Regions from separate parts of the Homo sapiens genome. Here region 1 is linked to region 2. Evidence: chromatin loops called from intact Hi-C (ENCODE). Cell type or tissue: chondrocyte. All regions are shown on one strand. Links, peaks and the distances in the headings refer to the core of each region. The heading gives the core; the rest is flanking DNA. Region 1 overlaps LINC01498 (long intergenic non-protein coding RNA 1498). Region 2 overlaps CMKLR1 (chemerin chemokine-like receptor 1).

Region 1 (11,425 bases), core at 1,243-9,242, 150 kb after region 2:
GTCCTTGCAGACACTCAAAATGCTGGTATATCATGCTTAAAAGAAACTTCTAGCGCAAAGACTAAGTGCACAGGAATTAGAGATAGGCAGAACAGGATTTAGATCCCAGCTCTGCAACTTACCATGGGCAAGTGTCTTAGTTGAAGATCCTTCAGAAACTTACTTTAAGACAAGGGTTCAAGTGCACATAGTTGATTTAGAAAGTGACCTCAGGAAGCACCACAGGGGAGTGGGGAAGAGGAGGAACAAATAAAGGGTGTGTATCAAGGAAGCTGTCACTGGAGATGAATTCTGCTGGAGAACCAATGTTAAACACTGCCTCAATGGTAACTCATCCAAGCAGCAAGGGAACTGGGGTATTAATACTCCAACTCCCATATGTTATTATTTAAGGGATGCTGCCAGAGGCATTAACCCCCTTGCACTTCTGGCCTATTATGTATGGGGGATCTGGTGGCCAAAGAGAGCCCTTGGGCAAAGTGCTGCCAATGCTAGGAGATGGAAGTTCTGCCCGTGGCCTCGGAAATGGTAAAACCCAAGGGTGTAGGAGTGGGGCTTGAAGGGGCATCAACAACATATGCTACAGCAAGCAAGCTAATCTCTCTAAGACTCAAGCTTCCTCATCTACAAAATGTAAATTACTTGTAGCAAATAATATCTAATATCTTGGGGTTGCTTTGAAGGGTAAAGTCAATACTGCAAGTTAACATACTCAGCACAGTGTGTGGCACTAGTAAACATCTAATAAATAATAGTTATGCTTATAAAACATCACCTGCAAAAGGAAATGTGTAATAAATGCCATGCTCATTTTCCAATCAACTCTGAGCCCCCAACCTATGGAGTTGGCAAGAAATCAATCTCCCTGTTTTGAGGTGGTCCTTCGACCTCCCTAAGGTCACATTAGAATCTGAGAGGTTTAACTTGGGGCCAGGAAACAAAGGATAAGGTCTGGACTTCAGTTCCCCATGACCTTACTGGTGAGTTTATAATCCAACTCTGCAGAATCCATTAAGTTTGGCCACAGGAATCTTTGTGGAGGCTGGGGGGCCCAGTACCCAGGGTCCAGCTTCTTTCAGCATACCCCAGCCATTCCACACCTCCCCATCCTGACCACCAGTGGGGGTCCAGCCACCTCCCCAGGATCCCATGAGAGAGTGGATTGAGGCATCTGCCGATCTCCTACCCCACTGGTGTTGAGGGATCTCCCTCCTCACTCATTGTTTGTGCCTCTTCCCCACTCCTCAAAGTCACTCATCTCCCTATCTTTTGAGCCATAAGCCAAGGGCTGCAAGCTGAAGGGCAAACAGAATGGTTCAAGTTCCCTGAGATTACAGAGTGCCTTCTTGGAACTGGGCTCTGCAGCTCCTGGCTGCCAGTATTATCTAGGATGTACATCACTGATCTTTGAATGGTAACATTCTGTGATGGGTAATGGAGTCAGAGCCTATGCACTCCTGCAGCAGCCCCGAAAGCTCTCATCTACCAGTCCTCTGTCTGATGTGAATCCACAGGCTTCATATTTAGGTCATTGGCTATGGAGTAGGTTTTGATGGACCCTGGGAGAATTCTTCTGCCTGCAGATAACTGCTCTTCTAGTATTTTGCAATGTTCTAACAAGACAGAAGAGGAAAGAGTAAAAGAAACATTTATTGAGTACCACTTGTAGCAGACATTGCATGTCCACCTACCCAGCACTCCTCTTTCCCCTTCTTAACAGTATGCAGCAGAGGAGAATTTATAAACAACTTCCATCCATTCTGAGTCTTTTCCTGTAACAAAACAAAACACAAATTAATGGTGTTGCAATGAATTATCCTGTCACATAAAATTTTGTGCTAAATCAACTATCATATCAAATTGTAATATAAGCTAGTAGCAAGAGCCAATGATCTGATGAGAAAAGGATGAAAGAAAAAGCCAAAACTATAAATTCTATTCATTCAGGGTTTTGTTGGGGTATTTTTTCTGTGAATTACAAAGAGACACGTTAATTTCTGAAGAGTGTAAGCAGTAAGCAGAGAAGATATTCCATTCTAGAGACACACTCATGCTTTGAGAAACAGAGTTTATGTTATGTCTCTAGGAGTGGCCAAATGTCTGGCTTTTCAAAATGAACACAAGTAGTTCCTTTTCCCAAGGGGATGAGAGAGTGACCCAGGAAAATATAACCTTGCCTCATCCCCAGCAAAGGTAACAAATGCATGGAAATTTAACACAGATAATTTGCTGCTATTTAGGGCTTTCACATAGCCCCAAATTTTACCTCATTTGTTACTATGCAAGACTGAAAGTTTCAGAAACTCAAATCAAACTGATTTAAGCCTAAAGGGGGATTTACTGGCTGGTATAACTTGAAAGTTCAGGTGCAGCTTGATCCAGGTGCTAAAAAGACAGAATCAAGATTTGGTTCTTCTCTCTTTTTTGTCTCTGTTGGCTTCACTCTCAGGTACGTGTTTCCCCCAGCATAACAAAATAAATGACAGCAGCTCCTGGCTTACATCCCACTAGCTCAGACCCTCAGCAGAAGAAGAATGCCTCTTTATCAGGATATCTCTCACAAGTCCTGGAATTCACTCTGATTGGATGGGCAGGAGTCATGTGCCTTCCCTGAACCTTGTTGTGGCTTGGGATGCAATAAGTCCTCTGACTGGCCAAAGCTAAAATCTTCAGGGGCGTGTGAACCAGAGCAACTCCATCTTAAATAGGACCTGGGTAAAATGAGGCTGAGACCTACTGAGCTGCATTCCCAGATGGTTAAAGCATTCTTAGTCACAGGATGAGATAGGAGGTCGGCACAAGATACAGGTCTTAAAGACATTGCTGATAAACCAGGTTGCAGTAAAGAAGCCAGCTATAACCCTCTGAAACCAAGATGGCGACGAGAGTGACCTCTGGTCGTCCTCACTGCTACACTCCCACTGTGAAAGCCCCAAATGGCAGTTTACAAATGGCATGGCAACCACAGGCAGTTACCCTATATAGTCTAAAAAGGGGAGACAAGAATAATCCACCCCTTGATTAGCATATCATCAAGAAACAACCATAAAAATGGGCAACCAGCAGCCCTCAGGGCTGCTCTGTCTACGGAGCAGCCATTCTTTTATTCCTTTACTTTCCTAATAAACTTGCTTTCACTTTAATCTATGGACTCACTCTGAATTCTTTCTTACGCGAGATCCAAGAACCCTCTCTTGGGGTCTCTATTGGGACCCCTTTCCTATAACAAAATCGCCTACCCAGGGAGCCAGGAATGGGGTTAATCTACACCACATTAAGTCAGAGGTCGGGAAAGCTAGCTCAATACATCAGATAGATGATACCAGCAGAAGGGCCACACACAACTGATGCCCCTGCAGGATCCCCAGCTATCATTTGATTTTCAAAATGACCCCCAATGTGATTATTTGGGTTTTTTACTCTTTTTTCATCTCAAAGTTATACACACACATTGTAATAATTACCTCCATTATATAGACTAAGAAACCGAGGCTCAGAGAACCAAGTAACACCCAAGTTCTCCTAATCAAACAAGGAGGAGCTGGGACCCAAACTCTCCATCTGTGTGACTCCAAAGTGAAGTCTGCCCAGGGTCTTTTCTGTAAATGTCCATTTATAGACCAATGAGTTTTTTTCGGGATTGTTCAAAGTCTTCTACTGTATACACAAACCAAAGATACCAGTGGCATTCCTGTCCCCTCGCTCCCACATCCCAGGGCAAGCAAATTTCAGGAGCCCATTTGCAGCCCCTCTTAAAGAGGAACTGAAGACTGAGTTAGTAAATCTGTGCTGAGCTAATGCATTTTTCTGGTTGACAACTTCACCGCTGCCACCAACCTCAGTGCTTTGCTGATGTCAGGCAAGAAACGCAAAATATATTCTGCCCTGTCATTCTAGTCACCTCTTCCTGTCCAACCCACATCCTAAAAACAGGCTAACAGGATTGCCATAGTCAACTCAGTGTGGTTGAAGGGCATTTCAAGGCTCCATATCCAGAGTGTAGCCTGAGGTCCCCTCTCTAGAGAACGGAGTGATAGAAGATACCAATAGCATTATGCTAGGGTGTCCCCTTCACCTAGAAAATCCACTTCTGGACATTTACCCTAAAAAAAATAATCAGAGATGTGAACAATCATAGACATACAGATATCTTCTGAAATATATGCTCGGAGTGCCCACAACAGATTACCCTGGGCACCTGTTAACAAGGGGCATTAGGCTGTGGTTCACACCTCCAATCCCAGCACTTTGGGAGGCCAAGGCAGACAGATCACCTGAGGTCGGGAGTTCAAGACCAGCCTAGCCAACATGGTGAAACCCCTGTCTCTACTAAAAATACAAAAATTAGCCAGCGTGGTGGCACACACCTGTAATCCCAGCCACTCGGGAGGCTGAGGCAGGAGGATCGCTTGAACGCAGGAAGCGGAGGTTACAATGAGCTGAGATCGCGCCATTGCACTCTAGCCTGGGCAATGGAGTGAGACTCCATCTCAAAAAAAAAAAAAAAAAGTTAGGGGGGCATTAGCTGGGCAAGGGGTGTGGGTGGGACAGGACCTCTGCATTCCACTCAACACCTGCAAAATCAGAATCTCCTAAGCTGTGGCATCCAGCCTCAGTTCAAGTCTGCAGTGAGCGATAATCACACCACTGCACTCCAGCCTGGGCAACAGAGCAAGACATCGTCTCTGAAAAAAAAAAAAAGTAGGGGGGAGGGTGGGATCCCTGCATTCCACTCACACCTGTGAAATCTCCTAAGATGACTCCCAGTGATTCCGGCCTCCCGCTGTGTCCCTGGTATTCACACCCACCTTGTTATAGTCTCCTCCCACCTTGAACAGGCCTGGCCTCTGTAACTAATGCAATGGCATATTGCAGAAATGACAGAGCGCCGTCTGAGGTTAAGTCATAAAAGCCTTGTCTTGCTTTCTCTTGGGTCACTCTTTGTGGGGGAAAGTCAGCCGCCATGTCATGAGGACACTCAAGCAACCCTATAGAGAATTCTGCAGGTCCAGGAGCTGGATTCTGCCAACAGCCAGCACAGATCTTGTGAGAGAGCTGCCTTGGAAATGGATCCTCCCGCCCCAGTTGAGTCTGAACCACATCTTGACTCCTGAGAGACCTCAAGCCAGAAGCAACCAGCTAGGACACTCCCTAATTCCTGACTCTCAAAACCTCTGTGAGACAAATGAATAGTCATTGTTTCAAGCTGCTAGGTTTGGGGGTAATTCGTTATTAAGCAGTAGTTATTACACAGGGTGAGCCCAGGATCTACATGTTTACAGGCTCCTTGGGAAAGTCAGACACACTGAAGCCACTGGAGGCCAAGGATGTCCCTGCAACATTGTTTAGATTCAGAAAGTAACATTGGTGCCCCCTAGGGGATTAGAGAAGCAAATTACAGTCTACCTGCAGGATGGCCAACAATGCACATAGGAGACAGCTAGTACCTACCTTATCTTTTTTCAAAGGCTGCCGAGCATTTATGACATATTGAATACAAAATCAGTTCACATGCACAATGCAAAATATAATCCTATTTTTGTTCCATATAGAGCATTATTATATAATCCCTCATGTCCCAGGCCTTAGCCTGAGATGTGTGTGATTATATAATAGTCTTTTACTCCTTGAAGAAGTTCTTGTCACTCCTAAATTATTAAGGTGCAAGCCCACAGCAGCCTAATGGCTTGGAATTAGCCCCAGCTATTTCTGAGGTTTCCGCAGGAATCCTTTTACCTGAGCTCAGGAATGTGCCCACGGGTCCTTCTGGTGTTGACATCCTGCTGTGCCATTGCTGTGGTCTGCTGGGGCGGCTCCCACCCCCAGCCCAGAAGGCAGGATGGCTCACATTCACCCACATGGGGATACAGGCCCTTACAAATATCCAAGTGAGACCAGGATGTAGTTATTTGTTTCACACATATAATACATAAAAACAATCCCACTGTAAAAACTGGCTTTAAAGGAGGGGAAAATAGAGGCAATTGAGTGTAATAGTTCAAGGTCTGACTCCACCTTTTACTTAAATCAGGCACGTTTGCCTCATGTCTTTACGGTCCCACTGCGCTGAACAATTCTAGGGCCACAATTCCTATTGTATTCCTTGTATAGAGCACCCCCTGGAGTCATGCCTTTATTTCCTCATCTGTAACATGGGGATTATAATCACAACTCATAGGGTCATTATTAGCATTGAGCAAGTAAATTCACGTAAAGCCCCTCAACAGTGCCTGGCCCAGAGTGGGCACTCAACAAATGTCACATCTTAATTACCACCATCATTATTCATATATACTCCACACATATAATTCCACTGCCCTCCCTAGAGGCAGCTCCATTTATTAAGTGGGCACACTTGTAGAATTTTTCTGTGCATTTACATACATAGATTTTGGCACTGATTTTTTTCTTGTATGAATAGGATTGTTCTCTATTCTCAGCCATATGTGTCAGAGAAGCTTCCATGTCTGTGTGCATAGATCGGCCTCACTCTAGTGCAGATATGCCAAGCTTTATCTAACAGTCCCCACTTGTCCAGTACTTTGCTTATTTCCAGTTTTATGCTATTGCACACAAGTTGCAAAGAACATTGCTACATGCTTCTTTGTCCATCACACTAGTATTTCTTTAGATGAGATTCCTAGAAGTGATAATTCTGGGGTAAAGGATATTTGCATTTAAAATGTTGATAGATCCTCAGCCTGTCGGGTGCTACTACAGACAACAGAATAAGAGGAGAGATATAGTACCGTGAAGATTAATTTAAAATTATTGCTAAGAGTGGTTGCTAAGACTCAACATCCAAGCGCTTTACTTGGAACTTCCTGCGTAAACACTCACCCTGCACGGAGGATGTTCTGGGAAAATTGCCACACCTCCAAGTTCCCACCCAGCTCATCTGAACCAAGAGAAGTGGGGAATAAGCCTTCCTGTCTAGTAGACCCACAATACCCCCTGGAGAAACATGGGAACATCTCTCCTCCAAAGGACATCCCACCATCACCCTGTAGTCCAAACAAGACAACCACATAGGCCAGGAGGGCAAGTCCAAGTCTGCTCATTGGATTTGGTACATTACTACTGGAAGGGAGACCAACCTTGGAGACCAGGGTACTCCTTACCAGACGTGGCACTTCTCTCCAGCCTCAGGTGAGAGCAAGAGCAAGCCTGCATATCCCTTCTGCCACCATCTGGTCCTCAATCCTCAACTCCAGCAAGCAAATGCTTGGATGAGAATGCACACCCTGTCTCCCAAGAGCAAACAAGTGCGTTCAGGCCTGGGGCAGCCAAACTCTAAGTTTAGAAACAGATTTTGCTCCAACCCTGCAGGGGCATGTTCTACCAACAAACACAGTTTGCTTTAGGTTCCCTTTAGAATACTTAACTGCTCCATCTGCAGCTTCAGTATTTGAGCTTTCAGGGCATCCCCAAGAACCGTGGATAGTTATTTTGCTTATTTTCTTCTCACCAAGTGCTCACACCCAGAATCAAGGGATGGTCCTGCTCAAAGGTAAACTCCAGTCCCCTTCCCAGAAAACAGAAAATACATGTAACATTTTAAATGAGGGTTTTACAAGCTTTGGGGGAAAAACGTAGAAGCAGATTCTACTCCAGGAACCCTACTAAATATGCATTTATAATTTTGCATTCATTTAACAATATTTACCAAGCATCTGCTACATGCCAGACCTTCTTCAAGGTGCTGAGGACACAAGGGTAGGTAAAGCAAGCCAGGACACTGCAGACAGTCCCCAGCTTATGATGCTTTGATTTTTTCATTTTATGATGGTGAGAAAGCAATAGGCATTCAGTACATTCCTTGATTCACAATGGGGTCACATCCATATTGTAAATTGAGGAGCATCTGTATAGGGATTAGATTCTAGTGTGCATACGCATAGAAAAAAAGGCAAGAGAATATTTTTAAAGTGATAATGGTTATCCCTGAGGATGGCAATAATAGAGATCTTAATTGTTTTTTATGTTTTGCGTTGTTTGAAATTTTTCCAACTGGAAAAAAACTCACAGTATAGATGAATATTTATAGTTATGGGACTATACTCACAAGATATTGCTAAGTGAAAAGAACTGGCTACAGAAGAATATACAAAGTATATTTTTTGTAAATATATATTTACACTGTGTGTGTATCTGTTGCGATGAGTCATCTTGACTAAAGGGATTATGGAGGAATGTGCTGTTCAATTTTCTGTGTCTTTCTGCGTTTTGCAAGTGGTATGAATTGAACACTTATCGCTTTTATAAAAAGGGGGAAAATGGGTCGGGCATGGTGGCTCACACCTGTAATCCCAGCACTCTGGGGGGCCAAACTGGGGAGATCGCTTGAGCCCAGAAGTTCAAGACCAGCCTGGGCAACATGGTGAGACCCTGTCTCTACAAAAAAATACAAAAAAAAAAAAAAATAGCCAGGCATGATGGTGCACATCTGTGGTCCCAGCTACCTGGGAGGCTGAGGTGGGAGGATGACCTGAGCCCGGGAGGTCAAGCCTACAGTAAACCCTGATCATACCACTGCACTCCAGCCTGGGTGACAGAGTGAGACTCTGTCTCCAAAAAAAAAAAAGTCGGGGGAGTGGAGGGTGGGGAATGTCATTTAGCAACAGGAACTTCAACCTATTCCTAAATTATTCTATCCCTAAATTATTCTATCCCTTGGTCTACCAAAATACCTGAAAATTCTCCGTTAGAGTCAGTCATTTGGCTAAACGTTTCCTTCCCAGAGGCTCCTGCTACACTACTTAAGAGGAATAACACACTGGTCTCTGTCACTTGCAAAATGGAAACGTGAACAGGGAATCTGAAAATGAACTGTCACTTTGGAAAGCGAGGAGTCTGCCTGGCTCAGCAAGACACGGACAGACAGGGAAGGGCATGGGGAGTCCCAGTGGCGCATAAGGACTCTCTGCTCTGAAAGTGAGGAGGAGGAGACTGAAGAAAAATCAGATGAGACATGGGATAAGAAGGACCTCCATGCATGCCCCTCTCCCAACACCCAGCACCCACTCTGCAGCCAAGGGGTCAGAGCTGTCGAAGAGTGATGAGCAACCTGTTTACTAAAAAGAAAGAAAAACCTACTTATAAGAGGTTTTTATCTTAGTGAGCCGCTCTGCCTGAGTCTACAGAAATTATCAAGGGTGACATCACTCTCCCCAGTCACAACCCCAGGACTTAACATCCCAGCAACACCCAAAGGACTCACCCACCCACCTCCCTGTCATTGCAGCAGCAGAACTGTCAACCCTAAAAATGAGGATGGTTACGTGAGGAAATATGACTATCACTCCTCTCCAAGCTGTCAGCTAGAATATGAGCCTGGACCTAGACTAGTTGCAGCAGGGACCATGTTTAACAAGGGGCACGGTTGACTGCTGGGACTGCTTTAATATTCAATCCAGACCTCTGATGATGAGTTATTCATTAATGACCAACTGCCTCAAGGCTCCTGTTTTATTGAAAGCTTTACAAACCATCCAAGAAATGAGATATTGAGCTAAACATTTCATTCTTCCTCATTTCATCATTCATCCAACATTTTTTGCAAATACTTACCAGGGGCTAGGGACTGGGGGGTCCAGGTATAAGATTCTTTTGGGCTTGAACATATCTGAGGACACCTTGAATTTTTATAAAAATGTGTATTAGATTTTCTTAATTATGGAAGTAACGCATGCATTGCAATATGCTAAACAACAAAGTAAAGTAAAAAATCAATAATCTCTCCCACTCCATTCTAACTCCAACCCCTTGTAGTTAGCAATGTTAATAGATTGTTGTAGAGTTCCCTTCTCTATGCTTTTTTAAAAAAATGTTCATCTATTTATTTATTTTGAGACTTGATTATGAAACTGGTTAATTTTTGTATTTTTTGTAGAAACGGGGTTTCATCATGGTGCCCAAGCTGATCTCAAACTCCTGGGCTCAAGTGATCTGTCCACCTCAGCCTCCCAAAGTGCTAGGACTACAGGCATGAGCCACTACACCTGGCCCTCTATGTCTTTTTTTACTTACCAAAATATATATATATATATATACGTATATATACATATATATATACATATACATATATATATATAGAGAGAGAGAGAGAGAGAAACTATACACATGATTCTACAACTCATCTTTTTCACTTCATTGTGTATTAAGAATCTCCCTTCAGGGTGACACAGAGATTGAGATTGTCCTTTTTAATAGCTGTGTGATATTCCACAGTATGGCTATAATGTAATTTAATCAACAAGTCTCAGACTGATAGGATGTCTCCTAACATCCTATTTGAGGAGACTCACTAAACATCCTTGGACATCACTGTACTTTCATGGATGTCTAAAGAAAAGACTCCCCAGGTGGGACAGCTGGGTATAGACATCTAACAGTGACAGAGGGTCCCTTTCTGCCCCAGCTCATGGGAAAATTTCCAGTGGTCCTGATCAGTTCCCCACTGGTTAGGGAACAAGATTACCCTTTCTCTCCCTCTCCCTATAAGGTGTCCAAGCCCCTCCCCTTCTCTTCATGGGGTGGAGAGTTGGCAGGATGGTTGGATGGTGGTTTGTTCACAAATGATGGGTCAGAAGCCAGGTGCCCTCCAGGGCAGCTCACTGCTCAGTCCCTGGCCCTTCTCCTCTGTGATCACGATGGAAGCCCTCCCCATTCCCCTCCCACTTCCCAAAGGCCTCCACACCATCCTTCCCTGCTCAGAACGGTCTTCCAAATCAACCTCCTTTTTCCCCAGCCCCAGTCTCATCACTTCTCAGAGACCAGGGATCAGGATTGGGCAGAATGCATCTGCGTGCTTTCATCCTTGGCTCTGTGTCGGCACCATCTGGCACAGGAGAGAAGGGTCCTCAGAACCAAGGTGGGGGAAGAAAGGCAGGGAGAGAGCAGAGGAGGGGAAGGAAGGGGAGGGTAGGAAAGGGGAGGGGAGGGGAGGGGAGGAGAGGAAGGGAAGGGAAAGACAGAGGAAGGGAGGGGAGGGGAAAGGAGGAGAGAGAGGGGAGGGGAATTATTAGGCGGCAAAGAGACCCTTCCCAATACAACCCTACCACATGCACTTCTTTGTCACTGCTTTCTACTCTCTGAACATTTATGGTACATCAAGTCCAGCCCTCCTCAGCCCTTCCCTCTGCGAAGACACCAAGACCATGCACATTTCACAGTGAGGACACTGGAGCCAGGATGGGGCGCGGAGGGGGGGTGTGATTTAGCCGACACCACTCATCAAGTTGGTAGCAGAGACAGGGCTACAACCCAGCTCTCTGACATCCCTTTATTGTGAGTTGAGGAAGGAGTGAGTCTCCATTGCAGTTCGTTCCACCTGCCCTCCAGAATCCCAAGGAGCAATCCTATTAATCATCACAAGAAGGTTAATATGAAAATAGAATCAGGCCTAAATTGAAACAGACAAGTT
Region 2 (11,425 bases), core at 2,048-10,047:
CCCTCTCCTTCCTGTAGTAAGTGGAAGGATGCCCTCTGCATTCCACCCCCTGCCCCCAAATGGTGCATCCACTAGAACCTGTCAGTGTTACTTTGTTTGGGAAAAGGGTCTTTGCAGCTGAGATTAAGGTAAGGATCTCATGATGAGATCATCCGGGATTAGAGTAGGCCCCAGATTGCAGTCACCGTATAAGAGGAAAAGCAGGGGGAAGATTTCACATGGACACAGAACAGAAGGCCATGTGGGGATGGAGGCAGAGATAGGAGGGATGCTGCCCCAAGCCAAAGAACATCTGGAGCCACCAGAAGCTGGCAGAGGCAAGGAAGTATCCTCCCCTGGAGCCTTCAGAGGGAGCACGACCCTTGATTTCAGAGTTCTGGCCTCCAGAACCATGAGAGAATAAATTCCTGTTGTTTTAAGCCACTCAGTTTGTGACAGTTTGTTATGGCAGCGCTGGAAAACAAATACACTCCCCATTCTGGCTCCTACAGCGTCCTGCTCACCCATGTGGGGCACATGGCATTTATGTGATTATTGCTGGCATATGCATCTGATTAGATAACAAGTTATCTGAGGACAAGAATTGGGTCTTATTCAGCTCCATTTCCTCAGACTGGAGCAGAATCCAGGCACCAGACAGGTCCTCTGGATATTGGGCTTTGTTCGGTTTCGTTTTGTTTCTCTTACACTATGGACCAGGGCGCCATGTGGCTTGAGCTTACTCACAGCATGGCAGCTTCAGGAGAGTGGGCTTGTTGCCTGGCAGCCCTGGGCTCCAGGAGCAGGTGCGCCAGGGAACACGGCCTTTTACAAGCTAACCTTGGGGGTTAGTGCTTAGAAATCACATTGGGGTCACTTCTGCCTTACTCCTTTTATAACTCTATTTTGAAATAATTACAGACTCACAAGCAATTGCAAAAGTAGTACAGAGAAGTTCCATGTACCTATCACCTAATTTCCCCAATAGTAATATCTTACGTAACTCTAGTGCATTACCCAGAATATTGTTTGATGAATGAATGAATGAATGAATGAATGAATGCTTGTTTTTCTGTCTCACTGGATCTGTCTGGATATTAGAAATAATAACAGTGACATTGTTGATGCCATAGAACATAGAACAACACAACAAAGGGATTAAGGGCCCAGGATATTGCTTCCCATCCATCAGGGCTGGACTATTGCTCCATGACCTGTGAGCTGTGCGACCCTGGGCACATTACTTAGCCCTCTCTACAGCCTCCATTTCAATATTGGTGCAATGGGGATAATCCAAGGACCCACCTCCTAGGGCTGTTGTGAGAATTGAATAAGTGGCATTGGTGAAGCATTTGCAGCACTGCCTAGCATAAGAAAGTTCACCATTAATCATTAATAAAGTACTTCCTTTGTGCTGGACAATGAGCCAAGGAGTTTATCCCATCTCGCCCAATCCTCATGATCACCCTACAGGGTCGGGACACAATTATACGCATTTTCAGACAGGGAGGGACACAGAGGCTCAGGGGGTGAAAAAAGCCCTACAAAGCACGTTCCATCACTGTAGAGCAGAAAGTCAATGTTGCTATTGTTGTTGTCAGTGGTGGTTCTGACCACAATCAGCATCCACCCAAGTCTTTTTTTTTTTTTTTTTTTTTTTGAGACGAAGTCTCACTCTGTTGCCAGGCTGGAGTGCAGTGGTGCGATCTCAGCTTACTGCAGCCTCTGCCTCTCGGGTTCAAGTGATTCTCCTGCCTCAGCCTCCCGAGTAGCTGGGACTACAGGCACATCCCACCACGCCCAGCTAACTTTTTGTATTTTTAGTAGAGATGGAGTTTCACCATGTTAGCCAGGATGGTCTCAATCTCCTGACCTTATAGATCCACCCACTTTGGGCTCCCAAAGTGCTGAGATAACAGGTATGAGCCACCGTGCTCGGCCGCGTCCACCCAAGTTTTCTATCAGTACCTGGTTCTGATTCTCACTCTGTCTAGTTCCCCAGGCCTCTCCCTCTGCTGCAGACCATGTCTTACCTGAAAATGCCACCCAGGCCACCCACACAAAAAAGCCCTACTATGTAACATGTGTTCATCCTCCACCAGCCCCCAGCTCAGTGCCTGGCACATAGTAGGCACATAATAAGCACATGCTTTACTATTGCTGACATCATAATTTATTAAGCACCTACTATGTGGCAGGAGCCAAGCCCATTAGAAATGTCGTCACAGACTTTTTCCAAAACAACCTTGCAAAGGGGGTGTATCCTTCCCCCATTTTACAGACGAGGAGACTGAGGCTTTGGAAACATACAGAGCTTAATGCCCATGTCGTTGTTGTGTTATTGTTATTAGTGTTGCTATTTGTGGCTCCACTCAATTGCTCATCTTGTGTTTGGGAATCCAGCCTCCACCTCTCTGCCCTGAAGCTTAGCTCATGTGGGAGCCCAGATCCCACCATTATAATGGGCTACACACACATACACACACAGGCATGTGTGCTCACACAGACACACACATCAGAATGCACACACACACACTTCCTGCCTCCAACGGAGGAAGATATTTACAATCTCCAAACCCAAAAAGGATTGCTATCTAGCGTACTCAAGGAGCCCCTTCCTGCAAATCCAAAAAACAGCGACCCTGACAGGACAATGGGCAAATGATAGGAACAGGCAATTGACAGGAGGGAAACCCCCAAACCCAGGCATATGACAAATTGAAGATCAAAGAAATGCACATGAAAACCACAACCAGATGACATTCTACACCTTCTAGACTGTGGCAAGAACTAGAAAGCTGGACGCTTCCCAGGTTGGCCGGGTGGGAGCACAGGCACCTCATGCCATGCTGCAGGTATCTGCGAACCCTCTGTGATGGCTCCTGAGTGAATATCCAGGCAGTGCCCCACCTCCCTGCAAGGAAACACACAGGGAGGTGTCCATGTGCATCGTTTTTGGATATGTCTTCTTTCCCCAGAAGCAAATCCTCAACTGACGATTCTGGCAAAAGTGATTTATTAAGGAAGCATTTCAGGAAAAACTGGTGAGGGAGTGAGGAAGTGGGAGGAGGCCAGGCAGGGGTGCAGCATCCCACAGCGTCCTACAGAGGGTGGCCTTGGCTCACACCCATCAAGGACCCTGGGAACAGTGCAGGTCACATTCCAGGAGTATTTGCATGCCTCCGCCCTGTCCTGGAGTGTGCATTCCCAGCCACTCCCAGCCTCAGGTCAGTTCAACAAAGAGCCACACAGGTGCTGGCTATCAGGACCCTAATAGTGCTGTGGTACATTGAGAACATGTCTGCAAAGCGGCAACACACGTTTTGCAAGAATCCAGCCAAATAGCCAGACGCACATTGAACACATTAGAATGGCTCCATGGGAGAGAGGGTGGGAGGGGTCACGGGACTGGGAAATAGGGCTACTGGGAAATGAGCACAGTGAAGAAAGAAAATACAAGCGCAGGGACTTCTGGGGGCCCCTGATGGAGAAGTGGAGGGATGGAGGGGTATAATTATGTCAACCCTCCCTCCTCTCCTGAGGTCCAGGAAACCCCAAAACAAACAAACAAACACTCCGATCCCTGCCTGGGGCTCATGCTTGGGTGGTGCCCAGCTCAGAGTCTTGGTTACTGAATCCCTGACCGAGCCACAGTGGCCAGGCAGGGGGCCAAACATGCAGCCCTCAGAGCTCCACCCGTTTTCCCCGTTAGGCGGGAATGAACTTGGACCGGCCAAAGGAAGTAACAACGTCAGCCCAGCCAGGAGAGGCTGTGCAAAGAGTCCTGGGCCCTAGTCCTTCCTCGTCGAGCCCAGCCCCTGCTGGGGGTGGGATGGTCACCAGGCAGACAGTTGTGTCCTGCCCACACCCCCGCTGCCGGACCCTTGCTGGGAAAGGGACAGGGCCTCAAGGTCACATCTGGCTTCTCCTGCCATGCAGAACAAAAGCCTCCAATGGACATTATTGGCTTAAGTTTTATTAAACAAATACACGTACAGTCCTCACTACAGTCCAGCCACTGTTGTAAGCACTGCTACTAATGAGAAAACAGGCACAGAGAAGGTAACTAACGTGCCCAAGGTCACACAGAGAGCTCAGGTAAGTAAGGTAGGTCCAATTAGCCATTCTGAAGGAATGCTCAGAGACAGGCTTCAAGCCCAAACCCTGCTGAATTGACAAGCTCACTCTCTGTCCACTGCTTCGCCTCCTTGGAACATTCCACAAAACTCTGGCTTTTGCCCCAGTGGAACCTCCCAAGGGCCCCCAGAAAATCAATCTGGCAAGATTCAGGGTGTGCATTTTACAGACGGAGCAAGGCAGGGCTCCGGGTCCCCTGCAATTTTCTCCCCCAGGTCCCTCTGCCTCTGGTTAATAGCCTGAATGTGAAATGCCTCCAATCTCGGTTACAGGAGAAGCCTTTGGAGGCGGGGATCATTCATTTATTCATCCATCCTCCAAGGACATGTGGAGCCTTCTGCGCCCCAGAGCTGGTGTGGCTGCTGGGATGCAGCACACCGTGGGTGAGAGCACACCTTTTCTCTCTGCAGCCTCCCCCTAACCCTGCAAGGTCACTGGTATCAGTCCCACTTTACCAACGGGGATGTCTGAAGCTGAGGCAGGGGAGCAAGTAGCTTGCCTCACACCTGCCTGGTTGGTTGATCGATGACAGTGTTAAGCAGGGATTGCAGGGCTGGAGGACAGCAAGGTTGGGTGTTTACCCTCCAGCTCCTTCCCTGTAGGGTCTCCATGGGTCGACTTGGCCACAGCTATACTCTCCAGGCACCAAGAACCACTGCTCCCTCTTGCCCCTCAGCCTAGAGACAGTGAGTTCTCCTTGCCATTACCAGGACTGGGATTCAAAACCCAAGTTCATATGGATCCAGGGCCTCACCTCCTCTGGCTGTTCCCCTGCCGGTGTGTGTCCTATGGGCTCAGTGTACAGCAGGGCCGGGGACCATCTGGGCAGCAGATATTTACCTTCTGCTTCCTTGATTAAACCCCTTTGCCCAATGGGTTCTTTACATCGCAAAGCACTGGCTCCTTTTCTGCCCTGGTCTCTCTGTCCTTTGTCTCTTTCCCTGCTTCCACCTCTGTCCTGTTCTTACTCTCCTCTGTCTCATATCTGACTTGTTCTTTCTGCCTCTCTCTCTCCCCCAGTCTCTGTGTTTGCCTCTCTTTGTTCCTGGCCCTCTCCGTCTCTTCCATCTCTCTGCAGTCTCCCTGTCTTCTCAGTCTCCACCTCCTCCTCTCTCTTCCCATGTTTTCTCCACCTCCTGCACACCGGTCACGGGTCAGCCCTCCCCCTCTGACAGGCTCGGCTGCCCCTCACCTGCAACATTCCTCACCTGTGCGCCTAGCCAGCCCAAGCTTCCAGCAGCCACTCTGTCAATCTGCTGTCTCTTTCATCGCAGGCTACCACTAACCTCTTCCTGAAAGCAGGCCACAGGCCAAATGCAGGGGCTTTATCAGGGCCTGTGGGCGTAAGAGCCCATCAGGGAAACTGGAAACATTCCTCGCTCTGCAAATGACCATGTTTGGCCTGGCTCCTGTCCCCATCTTCTCCCCACATGACCCACCCTGACAGTCCAGCCAGATGGCTCAGACACCTCTCCTCCAATTCTGTCAGCCTCCAAAAGGAGCTGGGAGGCCCCTCGGAGGACCATCTCTTGTAGCAGGGGAAACTAAGGCCCAGAGAGTGCATGACCCTCTCTAAATCATAGAAAAGAGGGACTTGGTCTCTCTTGTTTATGGTGTATCCCCAGAGCCTAGAACTGTGCCTGGGACTTCCATAACTTCTGCCTCAGTGTGATCCACATAGACCGTTCCATAGATTTGCAAATAGGGACTCAGAGAGGTGAAGTGACTAGTCCAGATTCACACAGCCTTTAAGCATCAGCTCGGGATTTGAACCAAGGACTTTTTGACCCCAAAGCACAAGATCACAGCCTCAACCAGCAGCTGAAATGTAATGAGGCGGGCCAGTCACCACTCTTGCCCTCAAAAATGTCTCTCCTGAGCAGCATACCAGCCTCCCCCTGGCCTGGACGACTGTAGGTGCTGATGTCTTTGCCTGCTGCCTTCTGGGCCAGTCCATTCACCAGATCTCCTACCCTCCAGGGCAGAGAGAAGGGGCCTCTCATCTCCCAAGGATGGCTCCAGAGACACCTCCAGATCCCTGTATCCCCAGGCTCTGACAGACTCGGGAACCTGGAAACCACACAGTGTCTGCAGATGTTCCAGCCACAGGCCTGGCTGCCAGCCCCAGGACAGAATTAGCTCCGTGTCAGGAGAGAATTTCCTCCCTGGTCCCACGCCCACATGTGGGAGCTCGCACTGAGTCACTGCAGCAGAGCAGAGCGGCACGGGCTGCCTAACAGACTGTCCCATTTTCTTTCGGGTTTGGAAGGGGCCACGACGGAGCTTAGGACTCCATAAGAATGGGCAAAAACAAGGAGCTTATGCCCCTGAACCCAGACAGCCCACCTGCTTAGAGGCCAGGAAAAGCAGCTGATGAGCTCACCGACTCAGGGAGACCCCCCCACCCAAAATATTCACGCCACTGCCTGGCATCCTCCCATTAGAACACTACTCCTTGAGCCTTAAAAGCGTTTCCTTCCTCTCCGGGGATCTCTGTCTCCAGATCCCTGTCTGTTCTGTGCCCTACAGGCTGACCTGCTTGAAAATCTCAATAGGCTGTTTGCCCTCTGACCTCTGGTTTGATCCACAACTGCAGGCGTGGAGCGTGCGGTTGGGTACAAACCCTCCAGCTCCCTCCTTGTCAGAGGTGTGCGGGTTGGCCACAGCCACACTCCTTGGGTGCCTTAACTACTTCCTGCTCTAGCCCCTCAGTCTAGGAACAGTGAGTTCTCGCCTTCACTGGACCCGGAGCGTGGTAGGGATCCCTTGTACTGTCTACCCTTTTGTCAGTCCTCCCCTGACTAAGTTCTCGTTAATCACCTCATTTGAGTGGGTTGTCCATCTCCTGCCAACACTCTGACTCAGAAACCAGACTCTCCACACTTTCCCCTCCCTCCCTACCCACACATCTATCAACAAGTTCTTCCCATTTTGTCCTCCCAACAACTCACAGCTGTGAGCATCACCTCTGCTTACCTATGTGGCTACCAGGGGCTCCTAACTGGTTAGAAACCTATCTACCTAGTACACAGACCATTTTATTCCTAGTAGACAAATCTTTTCAAGAAGCAAACCACATCATGTCACTCCTTGCTGAAAACCTCTTAGCACCTCCTTGTTCTTAGAATCAAGACCAATGCCTTACTATGGCCTGAGCAATCTAGACCCTGCCTACCTGAGGACTGAGCTGAGGCTCGAGCCCAGACCCAGACGGAACCAAGTTCCATGAGAACACGCCCTTGCAAACTCAGCCTCATTACTTTATTGGACACCTAGCTGCCCTTGTAACCATCTCCCCAGCAGCCATTCCTAGTCACAGAAGGTCCCCAGCAAGAGCATTTGATGGACATCTGTCCTTCCAGGCCAGGAAGCCCCTGTAGCCCCCAATAATGGGTCCCGTACACAAGCCCTAAGTATCTTCCCAGCCATCCAGCTTGTGCCTCTCCCCATAAACACCGCCCCAGCCCCTGGAGCTGGCCTGTAAACAAATTTTCTCCCCTGCGCATATCCCACTGGACTGGGAGGTCCAGCACCATATTTAGTTAATCCCCTGACGTCAGCCTTGGGTCCACTCTTGCAAATAATCCCCAAGCTATGAACACATTGTAGCCAAAGGGTGGCTGGTGCTGGGGATGCTTACAGCTTGCTCAGGATGTGGTCAAGAAGGCAGCTGGGGTGAGTGACTTCTGCCCATGCTGGGAGCCAGCCTGTGGCACGCACTTGGTGTGCTGTTCTGGGTGTGGGCTTGGAATCTCGACTCTGGGAGGCAGCGGAGGCCCCACATGCCTCCAGAAGCGCCCCCTGAGAAGTCACTCTTCTCTTACAACCAGGTCAGCACAGCTCACCCTCTGCCCTTGCTTCTCTTCTCTGGCACCCTGAGATACCTGAAAAGTGGCAACTCAAGAAACTTACCCAGCCACAGGGTCCCAATCTGCCAGCGGGTGGGGAGAAGGGCAAGGAGGTGGAGAACCCAGACTCATCCGCTCTGGAGCCCTTGTGTTTGAGTCCCATGCCTCGCTCCTTCCTTTCTGTTGCTCTGGTGAGCTGGATAAGGAAGCCATGGCTTCTGCCATTCCCAGCTTCAGCTCAGCCTCCCACCTCCCCAGCATCCCTACATCCTCTGCAAGAGGCTCTGCAAAGCGTGTTTCACTTTATTCAAGTCCCTCAGCTGAAACCAAGCTATTGTCTGGCCTCAGTCGGGACAGGGCATTAACACCTAACAAGGAGGTGGTCCTGGCTGGGTGACCTGGATCTGCTCTCCACACCTCCAAGTCTCTTTTTCCACTTCTGGGGCATGTGGACCACCCAACATACCATGATGGTGAAGGAGAATAACCTCTGTGGCACACCTAGAAAAACAGCCAGCCCTTCATCAGGTCACAAACAATGCCAGTTGCCCATTATTCTCATTTCACAGATGAGAAAACTGAGATTCAGATTCAGTGAAGTGACCGAGTGAGCACGTGGGTAGAATCAGGAGCTCCAGGCTGGGCTTCCAGCTTCTCCTCCCTTGGTTTTCCATGGAATCCTGTCACATATCATCTGGAAGTAGGTTTCACTTCTAGCTCTAGCACTTCCTGGCTGTGTGACCTCATAGAGGTTACTTACCTCTCTGAGCCTCAGGAGCCTCATCTGTAGCATCTGTCTCAAGGAGTTGTGAGGATTCAATGAAACAAGGCTGGTGAGGTGCTTGTCACCACCACAGCCACTGCATTAATAGGGAAAGGGGATTTCTTTCACAGGGTGAAACTGAAATGTGTTTCTACTGCTCCCTCAGTGAAGTCCACTGTTTTAGGGTCCCAGGAGAATTTCTCAGGACACAAGCCCCTTCCCAGCTCTCTCTTCTGCTCATCCCCTGAGCACATCTGGTCCAGGGTAGCCCCGCCCGGACCTCTCGCTGGCCGCTCAACAGCCTGTTCCCTGCAGGCCACCTCCTTCTGGAGACTTCCTGCCCTCGCCTTGACTGTTCCCCTCCAGGGCTCCCATCACTGTAGGAAGTGTGCTCAGCATGGGTCCAGGGAGCTGGGAATGAGGTTTGGCACCTCTTCTTGGGAGAGGTCAGAAAATAGAGGTTCTATTAGAGGGTGAGGACGGGCAAGGCAGGGGCCCCTCCAGACAGGCTGACTCAAATCCCTCAGGAGGCTGAGAAGCTTCCGACAAGACAATCTTGATATTGGGCTCAGCTCTGAAGGCCAAAGATTCTTCCTTCCAGTCCTCTAATCCTCCTGTTTCCCTTCCTCCATCCTTCCAAGAAATAGTCATTAAATACCTATTATGAGCCAGGCCTGGATCTGAGTACTGGGGTTGCAGCAGGGAACAAACCAGACACATCCCTGCCCTTGGAGTCGAGGGGTAGTCGGGGGTGACAGATGCTAAACAGTCAAGTAAACAAATACATAATAAGGAAGACAAACACATCTGGAGCCAGACTGCCTCGGTTTGAATCCCAGCTCTGCTGTGTGACCATGGGCAAGTCATCACACTTCTCTGTGCCTCAGTTCCCTCATCTGGAAAATAGGAGTGATCATTGCTCCTCCCTCACAGAGTTGTTGCAAGGATTGAATGTTGGTAATGGGTTTATGTTGGTAATGTTTTAGAAGCATGCCTGGTTCATCGGAAGCTCTATGTAAATGCTGAAAAAATACAATGAATATAATAGCAGGCAGTGATTTGTGCTGTGAATAAAATACAAAGAGGGTCATCTTCTCAGAGAAGCTTCTTGGAACGCTCTCCCTAACATAGAATTCCCCTCCCCCAGCATTTATGCCCTGTTCCACCTTTGAATGGAGACCTGAATACACAGAGAGGGAGACATGGGCTGGTGCTGTGGAAGAGCATGGTAGGCAGTGGGAACAGCAGATGCAAAGGCAGGAGGATCGCTTGAGCCCAGCAGCTTAGGGCTGCAGTGAGCTATGATTGCACCACTACACTCCAACCTGGGTGACAGGGTGAGACCTCCATCTCCAAAAAAAAAAAAAGCCAGTAGTGGGCAACGTCTAAGGGTCACACTCCTTGCCAAATGCTGTGGGAGTAAGATGGCCCAGTCACTACCTTCATGCAGAGAAAGTGGTTGCAGGAACAGATCGTGGCACAGTCAGTATTCTGAGATGTCACCTAAATTCCAGGCTTCCAGCAAACTGGCCATGCTGGGCTTGCATTACAGAACAGGGGTTATCCACAGTCCCCACCCCTCCCTATTGTTCCCTGGGGTAATAAGCCAGTTGCAATTTGCCATTGAGTTTGTCCAGGGTCTCTGCTGTGGCAGAAATAAGTGCAATCCAGTGAGAGAAAGAGGAACCAAGTCATTCTCATTTTCAGCTTTCATAGGAGAGCACGTATGTCTTTGTGGACATGAAAAATGTTCATAAATGGGTCATTTGGGTCTCCTGCCTGGCCCTGTTGGTCACTGAGTGTGTGGCCCTGGCTCTGCACAAAGTAAAGAGAAAGGGCTGGGGAAATCAGGGGATGCTTCCTGGAGGAGGTGGCATTTGAGCTGAGCCTTGGAGGGTATGAAGCCTTTGCCAGGTGGAGCAGCCGAGGGAAATGACATACCTGCAGAGGAACAGAGGCTTGAAAAAGTGTGGTTAGGGGCTGTGTGTGTGTGTGTGTGTGTGTGTGTGTGTGTGTTAGGGGAGGGGAGAAGGCAGGAGATGTGGCTAAGGAAAGAAGAGGGTTTCAGATTGTGAGATCCCTGCAAGCCATCAACTTTATCCTATGGGCAATAGGGAGCCATGGATGGTTTTAAGCAGAGGGTATCATCCTTCTAAAAAGATTCCAGCTTCTAACCTGGGTGGCTGATGTGGGCACTGCGTTGGAAGAGGAAAGGCTGGAGGCAGGAGAATAGCAAGAGGCCTGGTGAACTGAGGATCCTTCTGCCAGTTCCAGGCCTACCCAGAAAGTGCAGTTTTTGGAGGCTCCAGGCATCAGGATGTCCCATCAGAGAGCCAGGAAGCCAAGCAATCTCTTTATTTTTCTTAAGGATTTTTCCTCAGCCCACAGGGACTGGTTTGCTTCCAGAGCCATTTCCATGGCAACCACCAATGCTCCAAGAAAGGTCTTGAGTGAGCGGAGGAGTGAGGACCAGAGATACTCAGATGGGTCTTCACGGGAAAAGCCAGGTCACAGAGAAGGGCCCATACTGTCCAGTCCTGGGGGCTGGGAGCCATCTTCCCCCGGAGTCCATGATGCCACAGATAAGCTATGGTTGCCATGGTAACACCGAGTCCCCCATCCCCGGGCCTCATGGACCCAGGGCCTTTCAGCAAGGCGGGTAGGCAGAGACAGGAGGGAGGCAGTGCTGAGGGGCAGC

What was found. Hi-C counts contacts between places; a loop is a spot of excess contacts. Peaks named below come from ENCODE experiments on the same cell type or tissue, not always from the same donor. Only the 100,000 strongest peaks of a DNase experiment are listed, where the experiment ranks them.
Region 1: it touches region 2 in a loop (3-fold over the local background); 13 of 110 quality-filtered maps call a loop at or near these places.

The regions. Positions count from the first base shown.
Region 1 is chr12:108,452,060-108,463,484 of GRCh38, forward strand. LINC01498 (long intergenic non-protein coding RNA 1498) reads right to left here. Exons shown (of 4, transcript NR_120483.1): 3 at 9,571-9,635; 4 at 7,366-7,525. Among named protein-coding and RNA genes, the nearest start is that of LINC01498, 16 kb to the right of the region's middle. In chondrocyte, for the core only: CTCF peaks have their summits at 5,368 (motif pointing left) and 5,579; no DNase peak of the experiment used is centred there.
Region 2 is chr12:108,299,456-108,310,880 of GRCh38, forward strand. All of the region lies in intron 2 of CMKLR1 (chemerin chemokine-like receptor 1), which reads right to left. Among named protein-coding and RNA genes, the nearest start is that of CMKLR1, 34 kb to the right of the region's middle. RefSeq lists enhancers at 4,119-4,640, 6,211-6,732. In chondrocyte, for the core only: CTCF peaks have their summits at 3,084 and 3,283; DNase peaks (open chromatin) are centred at 2,806, 3,716, 6,286, 9,038 and 1 weaker place.